Linked DNA regions of Mus musculus: region 2 is linked to region 1. The links are chromatin loops, found by intact Hi-C in ENCODE. Cell type or tissue: left cerebral cortex. All regions are shown on one strand. Links, peaks and the distances in the headings refer to the core of each region. The heading gives the core; the rest is flanking DNA.

Evidence for each region. Peaks named below come from ENCODE experiments on the same cell type or tissue, not always from the same donor. Only the 100,000 strongest peaks of a DNase experiment are listed, where the experiment ranks them.
Region 2: it touches region 1 in a loop (2.5-fold over the local background); 17 of 42 quality-filtered maps call a loop at or near these places.

What each region holds. Positions count from the first base shown.
Region 1 is chr1:52,145,012-52,148,218 of GRCm38, reverse strand. It overlaps Stat1 (signal transducer and activator of transcription 1), which reads right to left. Exons shown (of 25, transcript NM_009283.4): 15 at 3,028-3,069; 16 at 842-925; 17 at 220-318. Among named protein-coding and RNA genes, the nearest start is that of Stat1, 27 kb to the right of the region's middle. In left cerebral cortex, for the core only: CTCF peaks have their summits at 647 (motif pointing left) and 1,476 (motif pointing left); a DNase peak (open chromatin) is centred at 1,443.
Region 2 is chr1:52,278,867-52,282,073 of GRCm38, reverse strand. No RefSeq gene overlaps it. Among named protein-coding and RNA genes, the nearest start is that of Gm31867, 22 kb to the right of the region's middle. In left cerebral cortex, for the core only: a CTCF peak has its summit at 1,707; a DNase peak (open chromatin) is centred at 1,685; H3K27ac peaks cover 1,327 bases.

The DNA.
Region 1 (3,207 bases), core at 432-2,931:
AGGACAGCCAGAAAAATAAAGCCATCGACTGCCTGAGTTGGAAAAATCACTGTTCCCGTGCCTGGCACATACGTGTGACTATTTTCCCATCACACAAGGTCCTCACTGGTGCCACGGGGCTTGGGACTATCTTCCCCAACATCTAGTGATGGGAGCAGGCAGCAGCAGCAGCAGCAGCAGCCTTGGTTAACCGTACTAAAGCACATGTGTTTTCCATACCCTGGGCTCTGTCACCAGCATGTTGTACCACAGGATAGACGCCCAGCCACTGGGGAGCTGGCTGACGTTGGAGATCACCACGACAGGAAGAGAGGTGGTCTGAAAGGGAACAAAGACCTTGGAATCATTTCAAGCTCCCTTCTAGTAGCTAAACACTCAACAGTGGCTAGCTAGCACAATCAGGACATTTCTTTTGCAAAATTTTAAGGTTAGTCCAACTCTCCAGCTTCCTAGATCATTAACGTCAACATAGTATTAGCTGGAAAAGACCACTTTGGGGAGAAGAGAGATGGTTCAGTAGTTAAGGGCACTGCCTGATCTTCCAGGGGCCCCAAGTTTGATTCCTAACACTCACATGGTGGCTTATAGCTGTCTGTAACTTGGGTCCCAGGGGATCTGATGCCCTCTTCCGGCCTCTGCAGGCACCACACATACATGTGGTGTACAGACATACATGCAGATAAAACATCCATACACAGAAAAGTTTTTAAATATTGATAATTTTAAAGGGATCCTATTTTTTAACAATTAGGTAAATAAGGCTGAAATAAAAACTGAAAAAATAAGCCTTTGTGGAAGTAAAGATAGCATGTTTTCTCCCTCAGGAAACTGTAACTCTTACCTCCAGGTCAATCACCAAGCCTGGCTGGCACAACTGGGTTTCAAAGCTAAGAGAGTGAAGTTCTTCGGTGACAATGAGAGGCCCCTTCCAAAACAAAAAGAAAAGAGCTCTCAAAACCCAAATAGGTTGTAGAGATCCTCAAACCAGCTGTGATCCAGAACTTGGACTTCAGAACTCAATAATACCCAGATTTTACTATCCCAAGCTTCCTGGTGTTCCCTCAAAGGCGTTTGTAATTATGGCAAGGATTATGTGTTCAGAGACAGAAACGCCAGTGGGAAAAGTGGCAACTACAAGTGGGTTTATCCACGAGCTATGACCCCTTGACCTCCAGCCATCTGCCGGCTCCCACAGACTGCACACCTGGCAGGGGCAGTGGAAGTGAGGGTGGGTCTTAATAGTCAGAGCCTCTCCTGAAAGTGCTAACCCACATATGTTTGATCCTAAGTGCTCTGGTTTGCTAGAAAGGGATAGTTTCAAAGTGACTTCCATACACAGCTCTTCTGTGTCACACCATCTTGGAACTATAGAGATAGCTGCTAGACCTAGAAGGTGACAAAGACTGCGAAGGAGGCGATGTCTGGGCTGCACAGACCAGCATTTGTCTTGTAGCTGCAGTGACCTCCAGTGGTCGTGAAATGGAACGTCAGCCAACAACGTGTGCTCCAAGGACAATTTCAAACCAACCCAGGCCCAGACTATCCCTCCGTTCATCTCTCATCCCCTTATTTTCTTACCCCCAAGTCCCCTCTCTCTGAGAAAGGGTTTCTCTATGTAACAGCCCTGGTTGTCCTGGAACTCTGTAGGCCAGGCTGGCCTTCAACTCAGAGATTCCCCTGCCTCTGCCTCCCAACTGCTGGGATTAAAGGCCTGCACTACCATGCCCAACCATTTCTCATTTTTCAGTCATCAAGAACATAACTTCTAAGGTCCAGGTTGTAAAAACAGGATCTATGACAAAGCAATGCTACGGTGTAGGGGATGCAATGGCAGGGAACCGTCGGCAACACTAGATCTTCAGACTCAGTCACCGTGCTGGCTAACTTCCTGTCAACCCGACACAAGCAAGAGTTATCCGAGAGGAGGGTACCTCAATTCAGGCAGTGCCCCTATAAGGTTCAGCTATATGGCATTTTCTTAATTGGTGATTGATGGGGAGGGCCCAGCCCACTGTGGGTGGCGGTGCCATCCCTGGACTGGGTTCTATAAGAGAGCAGGCTGAGCAAACTAGAGGAAGCAAGCCAGTAAGCAGCACCCCTCCGTAGCCTCTGCATCAGCTCCCATGGAGTGAAAATTCTGAAATTTTGGTTTCTTTTTAAAAAAAACACAGAAATATTCTGAGTATGTCTTCGTTTAAGCTCCAGGTAGGGGGACACGGGGCTGCTTGGGACTGTCCTCGGCAGCTGACTGACGTGCCTCATGCTATAGCAGAAGAAGCACAATTCTGCCAGCTAGAGATAGTTTCTGCAATCGTGTGACATTTGAAATTCTGGGAAGTTTCAGAGGATAAATAAATGCTAGGGCCCTGAGGAGCCTCGAATCCGCAGGAAGTAGTCTAACAATAACATCACTCCAACTTTCCAAGCCCGACTTTATTCTGGGATCTCTTTCCCTTCCTCTCTATCCTTTTTCTTCTCTCTCTCTTATCTAGTGTTAGGGGGTTGAAAGGGTGAGGTTTAAAAAGGGTGGAAGAAAGAAGAACCCACAAAGTAGCAAAAACCAGATGTCCTCCTGCCTCTATGTTCCTCCCTGCTTGAGTTTCTCTCCTGACTTCCTTCAGCAATGGACAATGTGGAAGTTAAGCCAAATAAACACTTTCCTCCCCATTTGCTTTTGTTCGCAGTGTTTCCTTGCAGCAGTGGAAACCCTAACCAAGGCAGTCACCTTCAGCCTCTCCAGCTCTTCTGTGCATTCTGGGGGAAACCATGCTAATGTCCGGGCCTTCATTTCTTTACCCAGGTGAACAATATGAAAGCCCACCACGCCCCGTCCGATTGGCTGTCTTTGTAGGGCCAATGAGACTGTGGGTTAAACTGCCTTTCAACCAGAAAGTACACAGGAGAGTGTTTTTTATCATCCCCACAGATACCCCGAGCCCTCTTCCACATCAGGTCCCAGGACGCTGATGCGTCCTCTCGGAACAGAACAGTTCTGTTAGGACCCGCTAGCCACCCAGAGATGCTCACCTCATTAGTTCTGTTCCCAGCGTTTTTCTGTTCCTTCAGTTGCTGTAAAAGAAGGAACCGAATGGCAGGTTAATCATTAGAGTTGATGTGTTTATTCACAGATCAGTTCCCAGTCATAACTAGAAAGAAAGGTGTGACAACCTCCTAGGAACAAGAGGGGGAAGTGCCTCTTCCTGAAGC
Region 2 (3,207 bases), core at 433-2,932, 130 kb before region 1:
AAAGTGAAAGCAGTTTTCTACAGAGAAAGAAAGGGAAGAGTGTCTAACTCCCGCCACTGTTTTCAGCACTTGCCTTTCTGCTGAATGAATGGGGGCAGGGAGGGGGTGTCCATCGGGGAAACCATATTGGGTTGGAATCCTGTATTTCATGGCTGCTCAGGATGGCTACGTGAACACAGCATGTCAGTACCGTATGCAGATATTCTTCCTGCATAGCCTGCGCAGAATGACACCATATAGGATCCTATTCAGAATTATTGCAAATTGAATCCTCTCTTGGAATGGGGAGACGAGATGAGGCAGCTCTAGTCTGGCTTGACCTTGTGCCCTGTGAGCCCAAAGCTAGAAAGCTGTTTTTGTGGAACTGTCTTTAGTATCTTTCCTCTCCTTACTTCCTATGAACTCTTTCTCTGGCATTCTGTTCAAAGTGCTGTGAACCTTCAGGATCCAGTTTCTGTCTAGAGGGAACAGCTGCAGTGTCAACATATCAGATCTGTAAACCTATATACCATATCATATACCTGATCTCGGACAACTCCCTTTCAAAGGTGAAAAGTGAAATTGGTGAATAACTCTTATAGGACGTATGTGGCATGGGCAGGCTATCCTCAGAGAGTATTCCAAGAGTCTGAAAGATAAGATAAGCAGACAGAGACTAGACTAACTTTTAAATCAGGAAACTCAGGATAGAGGGTTCCAGTTACTGGGAGTGCCAGTACCTGGCAAACACAGAAGTGGATGCTCACAGTCATCTATTGGATGGAACACAGGGCCCCCAATGGAGGAGCTAGAGAAAGCACCCAAGGAGCTGAAGGGTCTGCAACTCTATAGGAGGAACAACAATATGAACTAACCAGTAACTCAGAGATTGGCTTCCCTCTGTCTCCTGAGATTAAAGATGTGTCTGTATTACCAGCTGGGATCACACAGACCTAGAAGACCTTTGGCTATTATCCCTTGCCAAAACAGCCACATTCCTGGATTAAAATTCTCTACAGGATCATATCTTTGTACTATTACCAATTGAAAGACTATTTCCGACAATAGCTGTTTAACAGACATTTCGTGAGTAAATGAATTAATGAATAAATCATTGGGATTACACATTTCTATTGAGTACTTATAGTCGTGGGACACCATGAAGGATGAAGATGGAGTAGCAATCAAAACCTGTGCTTCTATATATGAAAAAGTATGCCTAAGCATTATACCGTCCTTCTGCCTAAGGGGATGAATTTTATATGGATGACTAATTAGACATGTTTACTAACAGTAAAGGGGATGTTATTGCAATGAGTTCTGGGCTCTGACATAATTCGAGAATTAAATATTAATGAGGAAGGAGAGACATCAGGATGGATGAAGGGCATCATTTGAGAAGAACAGAAAAACATAATGGTATGCACGCACATTTGAGGACAAAGAGGGCTAGCTGTAATATGAATTCATGGATTGAATCTGAATTCATAAAACCTCTTGTATATATCAGTGGCATTCTGAGAGGAATTAGAGTCACTCTCACATGATGCTAAAAGTTCTCAGTCTGGGCAAGAAGAGGGGACAAGAGTGTAGTGCTGCTCATAGAAGGTTGTGAAAAGCAGTCAAACAAAGAATAGCCTGGAGGTTTGTTCTAAGGGGTATTCAGCAACCCACGGGACACCTCCTCCGCCTCCTGGCAGAAGCAGAATCCTGCTGCTCCTGTGCCAGCAGAGGCAATGTTTAGCTCTCTTAGCTGAGCTCATCCTCAGGAAAACTAGAAAAGCAGACAGGATTTGCCACCAACCTGTTATAGTTTCTCGTCTTTGTACAGACCCGGGCATCCTCTTCTCTTTTCTCTAATTTCCAGATTTCCTTAATCTCATTTGTTTACGAGGCTCTCTCCCTATCTACAGCTTCCCGTCAGGGCATCCTGACATGCTATTTCCTGGGCCTCAGTCCCTCCTAGTCCTCCCTAGTGACCATGGCACCATGTTTTGTCTCTAGAAAATTTGTTTGACCACTTTGAGCTGGATTGTTAGTGGCTGACAATTGTTTTGACTCCTAGTGTGGTATTTTCCCACATGGGAATTCTTCCAGCCGTTCCAATGGTTTAATCAAAAGGTGAAGTAAATGTTAAATATTAAGTAGAAGAAACTACTTGAAAAGCTTAGTCATATGAAGATTTCCATTTAAAGTGTATGTTAATCCTTTCAAAGATTGAGATTTTTTAACAAATGGATTCCAGGTATATATACATATATCAGTGAAATAAGCAAAGCACACAGTACTTAAAATTTTGTTTTTACTTTTATGATTTTAAAATACCACTGTTTGTATTTTGAGGAGTGCATTTGTCAAAGTAGCTAATCATGTTGATTTTTTTTAAAGACCAGGACAAATATATAATGAGAATTTGGAAGACTGCCCAGTAAGTTTTTTGAGACATGAGTGATGGTGGCTGCTGTATCTTCTATGCTCTTTCTTGACTCTTCCTGACCAGGGCACACCCTGCCCAACCCAGGGTGGATATAAGACAGGTCATTGTTTCGTATTCTAGTGACACAGGAGTCCATTGTGTTCACGGTATTTGGAGAGGGAACCAAGGAAGGCTGCCATGAATTATTAACAGCTGCTCTTCTGAACCTGTTTGAGAGTGTGATGCTGCTTGCTTCCCATGCTCCTGAGACCTCATTCTTCTAGGATATGAGAAAGAAAAAAGGGGCGGTGGGGACAAAAGTGAAAGTAAGCACAGAGAGATGGAAGAGAAATGGAGGCAAGGACCACCACAGTGCTTCTCACTGTCCGTGGGATGGCAACACTGGCAAAGAAAACTTGCCAAGATTTGGCCAGGGATTTGATTGGCAGTGCCTGCTCACTATATTTTCCTTACTTAAAAACAACTGCCTCCAGATTGCATATTTCATCCAATCCCTGATAGAACACACCTTAGGTTTTAAGCATTTGTGGTTTTTTTTCATTGTAAGATAGGGTGCCTTCAGTTCACTTCTTGATCTTGCCTATTATCATGACATTGTAACCACACATACAGAGAGGAGAGAGAGACAGAGACATACAGAAAGACAGACAGACAGAGAGACAGAGACAGACAGAGAGACAGACAGAGAGAACTGGTTATGATCTCTGTTGGGGATGAACCATGCTGACATGGTCAGTGTACTATGGCTCACATTCTGAATACAGCTTGCTGTATATGAAAATAGTTTTATT